Linked DNA regions of Homo sapiens: region 1 is linked to region 2. A link is an interaction called in ENCODE POLR2A ChIA-PET data of the cell type or tissue named here. Cell type or tissue: IMR-90. All regions are shown on one strand. Each heading gives the region's core, and the rest is flanking DNA. Links, peaks and the distances in the headings are about the cores only.

Region 1 (5,381 bases), core at 246-5,245, 94 kb before region 2:
ACCTTGCATGGCTAGAGACTTGTCTGCTGTTTGGTAGGTGCAGGGGGCCCTGGAAATCCTAAACCAAATCTAATCTTTGGACCCACCAACCAAACTGCAGCTTGGAAAAGGTACCTCAATCAAACGAGCTTCCTGGGGGTGAGTGGACTCATCAGGGCTGCTGATGCCAACAGGCTGAACTTTTAAGGCCTTAATAGATGCATCAAAGATGCCCTGAGCATGGGCTCACCGGTCTTCAGTCCATCATGGCTTGCTTGGTGAGAAATGGTCGAGATGAAGTGTGTGAAAGAAAAGTTACTGATGCTGTTTCTAATAGCCCAGGCTGGAATAATGCTGTAAAGGTGTGCAAGGAATGGGGAGAAGGATGTTGAGGTTTTTCTGGATTGCCTTCCATATCCCTCAGACTGGTGATCCAACTGTTTCTTTTCTTACCACTGTTTCTTGCCAATCTAGAGACTGTAAATGAAAACAAAAACTTACTCTCATGTCTATAAGTAGTTTCTTATTGTGGACTTCATTTAATGAATTAGCCTAAAACAACTAAAAACCAAGAAAATATCTTTTTTCTTAATACCATTTACTTTCTTGGATATAAAGTGTGAATTCAGAAGTGGCTTAAGGCAAGTGATGGGGATCAGTGTCCCTGAGGGGTGAACCAGCCAAGGTTTTGTTCTCCTACCTGCAAGGAATGTTAGAGTACTATACAGTGCTTGGGTTTGGGAGCCAAGTTACCTAATGAAAAAGCAACTTTAACTCAACTTTCCTGCTCATTAGTGTTATGATATCAAGTAGCATGGTGGACATCTGCCAAGATGGCCCCCAGTGACCCCTGCCTACTGGTATCCACGGCCTTGTGTACCTAGTGAATTGCTTCTAGTGAACAGGATACAGCAAAAGTGATGGGTTATCACTTCCGAGATTAGGTTACAAAAAGATTGTAGCTTCCATCTTGCACTCTCCCGCTCTCTCTTGATTACTCCCCTGAAGGAAACTGGTTGCCGTGTTGTGAGCTGACCTGTGGAGAGACCCATGTGGCAAGGAACTGAGGGAGGCTTCCTGTGAACAGGCAGTGAGGAATTGGGGCCCTAAGCCCAATAGCCCTGGGGAAAGTGAATCTGAATCTTGCTCAACAACTGTGTGCATGAGCTTGGAAGTGGATCTTCCCCCAGTGGAGCCTTGAGATGACTTCAGCCCTGGCCAATGTCCTCAGGCAACCTCATGAAAGATTTTGAGCCAGAGGCACCCAGATAAGCTGCACCTGGATTCCTGACTCACAGAAACTGTGAGAAAATAAATGTTGTTTTAAGCCACTGTTTTGTGGTAATTTGTTATATATTAATAATGCAGGCAGTTTATGTTAAAAAGTCTTGCTTCTATATGAGAGACAACATCATGGAGTTGTTGGGAGCACAGACTCTTGAACCAACCTGGTTTCAAATTCTGGCTCTGCTGCTTATTAGCTGTGTGAGCTTGAGAAAGTCACTTCACTTCTCTGTGCCTCAGTTTCCTTATTGGGAGATGGGAAATGTAGCTTTTGGCCCCCGGGCTCTATATTTCAGGAAGATTAGCTAGAAAGAGGTGGAAATGGGTTTTAATTGACACAGCCCACAGTCTGTGTCACAGTGAGTATAACAAAGGGGTCACATTAATAGTTTTTGTGACACTCTCAAGTCACTTAAACTCCCCCAGGAAGCTCCTGTTTGGTTGGGGACAATTTTCCAGAGGAAGGGGCAGCTGTGAGTGCTTAGCAGCCACCACACAGCACCTGGGAGATGGGAGCGATGGTCCTTTAAAGACCATCAACAAGAGTGGTCCCTACGATGTTCTTCTGCTAATCTAGAAGCAAATGATCACTGTGTTGATTTTTCCATTTTTGTCATTTCTTTGATACTGTGGAGACACATGCTTAGCATGTTTTTCTAATTTCATGCCATGGGCCTGTTGAGCAGAGCTCATCACTTCTCAGATTAAATTATATGTTTAAGAAATGCCTTCTGCGTCAACCAGTTATTCATCAGCCTGGTTGTAAGTGGCTAAGCCTGGCTTTCAGCTGTGAAAGTCAAGATTTGTGACATTTAAACATATTGATGAGATGCAAATGTCCTGTGGTTAGCCTTCCACAAGGCCCTAGCACTCATGTAAATAAATGAGAAGGAATTGGAAGTGTGGGCAGCAGAGCCCTCCCTTGAATAGGAAAATTGTTTTTTCCTGGGTGCCAGCATCTGGTCGCTGCCGTCAGTGGTAATGAGGTTTGGCTCTTCCCATATGTCCCTGATTCATTGCAGGTTGTTTATTTGTAGATACAACTTGGTTGTTTTTCTCCTTTTTCTTTTCTTTTTTTAAACTAGGTTTCCCTAATTCAGCACCACCACAGCCTCTCTAAAAATAAGCATCAAATTATTTGTCTAGGGAAACATTTTTTTAAATGATACTAGCTCTCCTCAACTTGTGAAAGTTTCTTGTGTCTTCTTGCTGTTTTCACTTTATCTGCTCTCTAGCAGAAAAATAAAATTGCATTCAATTGACACACTTTCCTGCTGGGAATTCAAGACATATTACAGCCCTATCTGTGTGTTCTCAGTTGTGATGAAACTGTGGAAAATCCCCAGCAACCTTAAATGAGATAGGTGCAGGTGATTAATCCAGTTTCAGGAAAAAAACCAAATAATTTACTCCTTTTTCCCCATTAAAGAAACAACCATGCATTGAGGTAGCTGATGCCATGTGAGCAGGAGTGTGCTTTAATGGAGGCACCATTAATAATTTACCTTAATAGTGTAATAGTTGCCATTTTTGTGACCAAAAATTTGTTTCAGCCCCTGCTTTATGGATGAAAAGTAGGATCAATTAATATTGAGTGATGACAGCCTCCCTGTGGAGAGAAAATGGGAAATCTTGGTGTCGTCATCCGCCTTATGACTAAGAAATAGCTTTTCTTAATTGTACGGAACAGAGAAACCCAGGGGGATGTAATTCATTTCTCTCCAGGCTTGCAATGTAAATTGAAAGTAAAGAAAAATAACCACATGCCAGAGTGAGGACATGAACTCAACCACTAAGCTATATCTGATTTGTAGGATTTGCTGAAAGTAAACAAACAGTTTCCCCCACGATGGTGAGTCTCCTTCGACTGTGGCATTGCTCCAAATACCTCTTATAGCACATGACCCAGGGTGTTTCTCTCTGATGGGGTAATGGAGCCCCTCTGCCTAGAAGCCTTGGGTCCCAGGTCTTCTCCCAGTTCATTCACTCTTCCCTCCCATCCTTATAGTCTCTGCCTAAATGCTAGCTTTTCAGAGAGGCCTTCTTTTACCACCTTGCCCCAAACAGCCTCTTTCCTTGCCCAACTCACTGTCAACCTCTGTTTCTATCTTATTTTCTTTGTGGAACTTACGATCATCTGAAATCATATTATTGTTTATGTGGTATTTACCATGTCCTCCAACCATAATGGTAAGCTCCATGAGGGCATGGTTTGTCCTTGTTCTCTAAGCAGCTAAATCCTTAGGGCCTCAGTGCTGAGGATGCTTGTTGAATGACTGAATGAGTGAATGATTAATATGAAAATGCAATAATTCAGAATAATTTAAAACTCTTGCACATGCACACCAGCTTTCTGTAAAGGTATATTGACTTTAAGGTTCCCCTCTGCCTTCTCCATCTTGAGCCCCTACTGGCAGAACCCAATAGAAATTCAACTGGCAAAGCGAGGATGCAGTTTGCACAGTCCTCGCCCCACCACACAGGTCAGACTTGGATCAGAAAGATGGCAACTAAATGACCAGCACAGTCCAACCCTTCAGATTCTCAGCATTCACATATCCTCCTGCACATTTTCAACTTGGCACAACAGCAGGACAGCTTTGTTTCTGCCTATGATGTGTCTATGCTTCATGCAGTATTCACACTCTTAAGGGAAGACAAAAAGTCCCAGTTGGCATGGTGTCTGTCTCTGGGTGGCATAAATTATTTTCCTGGTTCAGTCTGTAGGATATAGAATATTTATCTGGGATTGGTGGAATGAGAGGAGGAATTAACATTGCTTCAATATGGAAACCGTGACTGCTGGGACTTGGCTTTTGCCCTCAGCCAGCACCTTCTGTGGCAGAGGTTTATTTATTACCCGGTGGAATAACCTAGGGATCTCAATCCTCAGTGATTCTCTCTGTGTGTCTGTTAGTTGCTTTAGTTTTCCATTGATTTTTACTCTTGGACATGGAAGTACCAAGAGGCACTCTAGAGACTCTCCAGGTGCCAGGCATACTCTTCTCTGCCCCTGTTGTATGGCAGCAATGGCACCAGTCCAGTTTCCCTGTGGAAATTGGGATCATTCACCTCACCCAGTAGGGTAATTGCCTTCTTTGCCTTTTGTTTCTGTGGCATTGGTAGTCTAAAATAGCCAAGGGGCAATCTCAACTTCTAGTTCAGTAAAACCATTGCAGTGTCTCCTGGAGGAAGCATTCCTCTCTTGGGAACCAGCAGCTCCAAATCTGCAGATTCAAAAATTGTGGGGCTGGTAAGCAAAACTCTAAACATACTAGGTGTCTTGGTCTGTTTGTATTGCCATAAAAGAATACTTGAAACTGGGCAATTTATAAAGAAAAAAAGTTTATTTGGATTATGATTCCACCAGCTGTACAAGAAGCATGGCGTCAGCATCTGCTTCTGGTGAGGGCTTCCAGGAGCTTCCAAACATTGTGCAAGTGGAAGGGGAGCTGGTGTGTCACATGGTGAGAGAGGAAGCAAGAGACGAGGAGGTGCCATGCTCTTTTAAACAACCAGTTCTCACGTGAACTCACTCATTACCTCGAAGGAGGACAGCAAGCCTTTCGTGAGGGATCCGCCCCTATGACCCAAACACCTCCCACTAGGCCCCACCTCCAACGTGGGAGATCAAATATCAATATGAGATTTGGAGGGGACAAATATCCAAACCATATCACTAGGTTTAAGAGGAGAGGAGCCATTTTTGCTTCTACCCCTTGATGGCTAGTCCTGTGTATTCTGGCTGGGGAAGAAATAGAACTGATGCAGCTTGTATTCTTTGTCCCGAAAGAGTCCAACTTGTCAAGATGTCATCTCCCAACTGGCTCCATGGGGAATGTTGGGCTAACAAATGGTGCTTTTTAAAACAAAGTACAGAATTTTTGCAAATACAGTAGTGGCTAAGGTTCTTTTGACTTTAACACTGCATTGCATGGTGAATCAGTGGTTTAAAAATTGCATTGGAGGGGAGCCTATTTTTTTTTTCTTCACCTCTCCTTGAGTGCTTTAAAGTGGCCATCAGATGCCCATAGATGTCCAGTCTGCTGTTCCCAGCATCACTCATCACCAGAGAATCGGCTGGCTTCCTGGGGGTGTACTGGTATCTTTCTCATGGT
Region 2 (5,381 bases), core at 238-5,237:
CTTTCCTTGTGGCCCTAAAACGGAGCTAAACATCCAGCAGCGCCTGGCAAAGCTTCCAATTTCTGCAGCTAAGTGTTAACATGTCAAAACTAAAGGCGGCTTCAGATGTGAGCTCAAACCCGTGTTATTTTTGAGCCTCCCTTTTCAGAAAGCTGTACAAGAGTGTAGGTGACAAGATGGGAAGGGTTGTGTGTGTCTGATAAAATATTCACTGTAAAGACTCATGTGTAACTGCAACCCAGAATGGCATTTTTGTACCTGTTCTTGACACCTAGGGCATGCCTCTGCTGTGGGCTCCCTGCGTGTGCTGTGCTATGTTGTCACGGATCGGGGGCGTGTGAGTTATGAGGGAGGGCCGGAGTGGGCAGTGGTCTGATCTAGGGTATATAAGTATGTGGATGTGAGTCTTGGATTTACCCCATATTATATGCCTCAGAAATCACTGTCAAAAACTCTATTATTCAGTATTTTATGTGATTTATTATGCTCTATAGCAGAGCTACCCAATAGAACGTTCTATGATGATGGATATGTTCTACACCTGCACTGTCCATGGGGTCATCACTAGCCACAAGTGGCTGGTGGGTGCTTGAAATGTGACTCATGTGACTAAGGAGAGGAATATTTAAATTTTATTTTATTTGAATTAATTTAAATTTAAATAGCCACATGTGGCTAGTGGCTACCTATTGGACAGCACAGCTCTCTATTTTTTAGCAGTAGGTTTCTGATTCCCAGCATTAATTAGCTCATTAGTTACAGGCATTTCATTAAGTTTATTATGTAACTTGTAGAAAATAAATCCATCAGTTATAGATACAACCTCCCTTACCTGGTGTGTAGCAGCTCTCCTCAAAGCACAATGGGGGAAATTTCCTTTACCTGGGCAACAGTGATGGCTGAAAGCCTCCCTGCCACACTTCAGCCTCTCACGTAGGACCTGGAATCGATACCAGATGAAGTCCTAGTTGTCTTGTTTCTGTTTGGGGCTCACTGTCATTTGGGAGCCTGTACCGAACTTTTATTTCATGCCTAGTCAGGTTTAGATTTAGAGACCTCCATCAACTTGCCCTGTGCTATCTTATTTTCCCCTACCTCCTGGTGGGAAGAGAGAAAATTGATTATTTTAAGGAACTGGCTCATGTGATAGTGGGGGCCAACAAGTCTGACATCTGCAGGGCAGTCCAGCAGACTGGACATTCAGGTAAGGACTGGTGTTGCAGTCTTTGAGTTTGAAGGGGAGAAAACCCAGGGAGAATTTCTGTGTTGCAGTCCAGAGGCAGAATTCTTTTTCCTTTGGGAAATCTCAGTCTTGGCTCTTAAAGCCTTCACCTGATTAGATGAGACCCACCTAATAATGGAGGAATCCACTTTACCGAAAGTCAACTGATAGTAAATGTTAATCACACATTTAAAAAATACCTTTACAGCAACATCTAGACTAGAGTTTTACCAAACAATTGGTCACCATAGTTCAGTCAAGTGGACATAAAATTAACTGTGACACCATCCTCCTTAGAGTCAGACAAAACAGTCTTGGAAGTGTCTCTGACTCTTTACCCATGCTATCTACTACAGGCTGTGGACACTCCAATCCCTATTGACCTGTGAGCAGGAGGCTTTTCTCTTCCTTTTCCTATGTTCCATATAGCCTTCATTTTTATGAAATCCAACCTGTGTCTCACTTCTTTCTGATTTCTCACCCCGATTGATACACATACTCTAAATCACAAATACGTATATTCGCATGCACATAGAGTATATATCGCACTTATCATTAGCAACATGGTATTCATTTTGGACATAGAAACAGACAATCCATCCTAGAAATCTAATGTCATATTATTTTTAATAAAAATAATTCCTCAAATATATAACCAAAGATTTTTTTTACAATGACTTGTGACTTTTTATATAACTACATTTTTTTAAAAAGAAATATTTTTCACATCATGATTCCTGATTATAGTTACAGTGGAGCATGTCCTTACTTATTATAGAGCAACTGAGTGAAGTTGTGGATTAGTCAAAACAGCCATGTTTAATTTTCAGTGCCTCAACCAGAAATTGTTACTCTTTAAGTATTTGGGGCAGGTGGGTTCTTACAGGCAGCAGAAATGAGAATAAGGTGGGTGAGGGTGTATATCAGTTTAAACAGGCATCCACCTGGGCATCTTGGCACAGGTCAGATTATCTGAAGTGGAAAGAGTGGTATCGTTGAAGAGGCATCAGGTTGGGCTTAGGATACTCAGAGCGAAAGCCAGGCATGGCTTTGGGTAGTTCTGTGAGGTTTGACCAGTCACAGAATGTCTTAAGCAGTTTTCTCTTCTGTAAGGTATGATTTTGAGGCCTAAGGGAATGCATGTGAAAGTTCTTTGTAGAAGAGCTGTGCAATGTTAATAGTTGCTGTTTCCTGTAATCGCTGTTGTTAGAGATGTTGTGGGCATGCGTGGGAGTCTGTGGGGAGCTCCATGGCTGAGGTGACCTGGCTCCTCATGACCTGTTCTTCCATGTTGATTTGGTTCCATGCTCATGAAGACCCTGGCATCGCCTGAGGTCATGGTGATGTCCAGCAACAGATGATGAGGGCTTGAAATAAAGTGAGCTTGGATGGTCACTTTATGGAGAAGGAGGAAGTAATTCCAGAAACACTGGGGGATAAATGTGGTAGGGTGTGGTGAACAGACACACAGGATTAGAAACAGGGAAGAAGATACTGTGATTCCAGCTGGTGAGACCAGATCAACAGTGGACCCGTCAGCTGTGATCGTCTTCTGTGTAGGTCTGAACTTGCAAGGAAAGCCAGGGCTAGGGGTTCACACTTAGGAATAATGAACATCTGATTTGTAGCTAAACCCATGTGAGTAGAGGAAGTCACCAAGGGGAGTGTAGAGTGGAGGAGAGCTGGCAGCCGGGGATGAACCCTGATGAATACATCGCATGCCCACCACCATGATGAATGTGAGACTGGCTCAGTAAAGGTTATAAATGCAAGAATGAGAAGCAGGATTTACTTTAGCCATAAGTACACGGTCAAATGACTTTCTGAAAAAGAGGAAAGTGTCTATACTAGGGTAAGACAGAACTGTAAGAGTCGTGGCCCCTAGATCTAGCCAAATATTGATCTTCATAAAATCTAAATGTGGTCGTCTAGTTAAAAAGGACTACGCACCCTTTTTGGTAAACAACTTGGCAGCCTCTGCCAAGCCTTTGAAAAGTTAATATCCCTTCATTCATTAATTCTACTTCCAGGAATCTATTTGAAGGAAATAAGCAGAGCTACAAATATGCTTCCTCTTCTTGGGGGTGTGAATTTCCCTGGAATGCATAGGATAAGGGCAGCATTTAACTTTGACATCTTTTTAAAGTTTGGATCCTAGGTAGCACTATGGTATAAGATACAAAATTTGTGCTGAAGTTGAAGGTAAAAGATGAGCATTCGAAGAAATCTTGCAGTTTTCCCTCAGACTCCCACTCTCCTCTGCTCTTGAGGTTATGACTGTGGTGGGAGAGTCGGATATGCTGGCCTGCAGGGTGAACTGAGAGCCTTTGCGGGCATGGATCCAAGGCCATATGTGATCCGGTCCTTGTCATGTCTAGTCAAGCTTCATTTCTGGGCTCCTCTTGGTTTCTCATGTCATGTTCCAGAAATATTTCTAGAAATTTCCTCAACACACCAGGCTGTTGCATACTGTCACGCTTTTGCCCATCATGATCCTTCCTTGCCTTTACATGGATTGCCCTCTCCTTTTCCTTTACATATGTGCTGAACTCTTATTCATCCTTCAAAGCCTTCTGCAGAGTAGGTCCCAAATAGGTTTTGTCTAGCATGGCATTTTGGAAAAAAAAAATTGGATTTGAATGCTTTAAGGTGAGGCATGCATGCTCCAGTTCTGCCACATTTCTTATTCTTCCTTTTGTGTTACACCACGTCATTTGTTACATCCCTGATCTACTCGGAGAAACTTTTCTCAACCTCCCCTTCAGGCAGAAATAATCACCATTGTCACTGTCATGTCTATGCCTTCACATCCATTACTATATTATCCTCTATGAGGAATTTTTACAATATTTACTTTTTCAATTCTAAAAGTAACATCCATGCCCCTTAAGTAAATTTTGAAAATTACACAGTAATAGAAAAAAATCACTTATAGCCCCACTCCCCAAATACAGTGCTGTTTTCATTTTGGTGACTGTTTTTATGCATAGTTTATGTATGTGTATTACATAGTTGTCATAATAAAGTGTATGAAGTTTAGAATCTTGACTTTTTATATGTCATTTCAAGCATTAATTGTTCCATGATAGTGTAATTATTTTTAAACTCTGTTCGTAATAATTGGTCAAATCTTCTTGAGGGTTGGGGATCCTATTTTACATTCCTGGTACCTAAGCACCGTGTTGGCCTGGACCAGTGTAGGGGCTTATTAACTATTTGTTGGATTCTACAGCTGAAAAATTAATGTCTCCATCCCTACCTTCAAGGAGCTCATTTCGGGAGAGAAGGCATACATATTCATCCATTATTTAATATATTCATTCATTCAACAGATATTTATTGAGGACCTGCTATATGTCAGACATCATTCTATTACTGGGGATGCAGCAGTGCAAACTACCCCAGCCCTCATGAAATGTGTATTCTAGAGCAGTGATTCTCAAACATCAGGCTGCATTGGAATCACTCGGAGGACTTGTTAAGACACAGATTGCTGGATCTCACCCTCAGAGTTTCTGACTCAGTAGGTCTGTGGTGGGGCCTGAGAATTTGCATTTCTAACAGGTTCCCAGGGGATGCTGATGCTCTGGTCTGGGGCCCACACTTTGAGAACCCCTGGCCTAGAGGATAAATTTGCAGTACAAGATGGCAAAGGAATATGGTTGTCTGGTTTGTTGTGGGAGAAGGGCAGGTGTCTGTGTCCAAGCCTCTCCAATTCCTCCAGTCCCAGTGAGGAAGGGGAGGGCTAGGATAATGCCCTGTGTCTGGAGTCCTCGCCTCTTCACTCTAGATGACAGCAGTCTCTGCAGGGCCGCAGAAGCCCAGGACTGATAAGGAGAGAGGTTAGAGATACCGTCTTTGTGCCCCATCCTTTGGCGCACTTGCCATATGTAATGTCTAAACTAAGTTTCAGTGCAACTGCAAAATAAGTGTGTTTTCACTCATTTTATACATGAGAAAACTGAGGCACAGAAAGTTTATATAATCTACTCTGGTTCCTCAAGATGGTGAGTCACGTATCTGGGGCTCCACATCAGGCCTTTCCAAAAGCCTTTAAACTTCATGCTATTTCCGTGACTCTAGTTGAGACTGGCCTATGGTTGAGCCCTCCATGGAAGCAGTTATTAAAATGCTTCAGAAGTCATAGCTGTTTCCTCTG

What was found. ChIA-PET counts read pairs that join two places held together with the same protein. Peaks named below come from ENCODE experiments on the same cell type or tissue, not always from the same donor. Only the 100,000 strongest peaks of a DNase experiment are listed, where the experiment ranks them.
Region 1: POLR2A ChIA-PET joins it to region 2 with 12 read pairs; 5 of 35 experiments call an interaction of 5 or more read pairs at or near these places.

The regions. Positions count from the first base shown.
Region 1 is chr3:16,474,476-16,479,856 of GRCh38, reverse strand. All of the region lies in intron 2 of RFTN1 (raftlin, lipid raft linker 1), which reads left to right. LOC124906219 (a long non-coding RNA gene) reads right to left here. Exons shown (of 3, transcript XR_007095839.1): 2 at 2,769-2,872; 3 at 1-456. Among named protein-coding and RNA genes, the nearest start is that of RFTN1, 37 kb to the left of the region's middle. In IMR-90, for the core only: no CTCF peak of the experiment used is centred there; DNase peaks (open chromatin) are centred at 1,156, 3,026 and 4,696; H3K27ac peaks cover 3,109 bases.
Region 2 is chr3:16,380,024-16,385,404 of GRCh38, reverse strand. All of the region lies in intron 4 of RFTN1 (raftlin, lipid raft linker 1), which reads left to right. Among named protein-coding and RNA genes, the nearest start is that of OXNAD1, 120 kb to the right of the region's middle. In IMR-90, for the core only: no CTCF peak of the experiment used is centred there; no DNase peak of the experiment used is centred there; H3K27ac peaks cover 331 bases.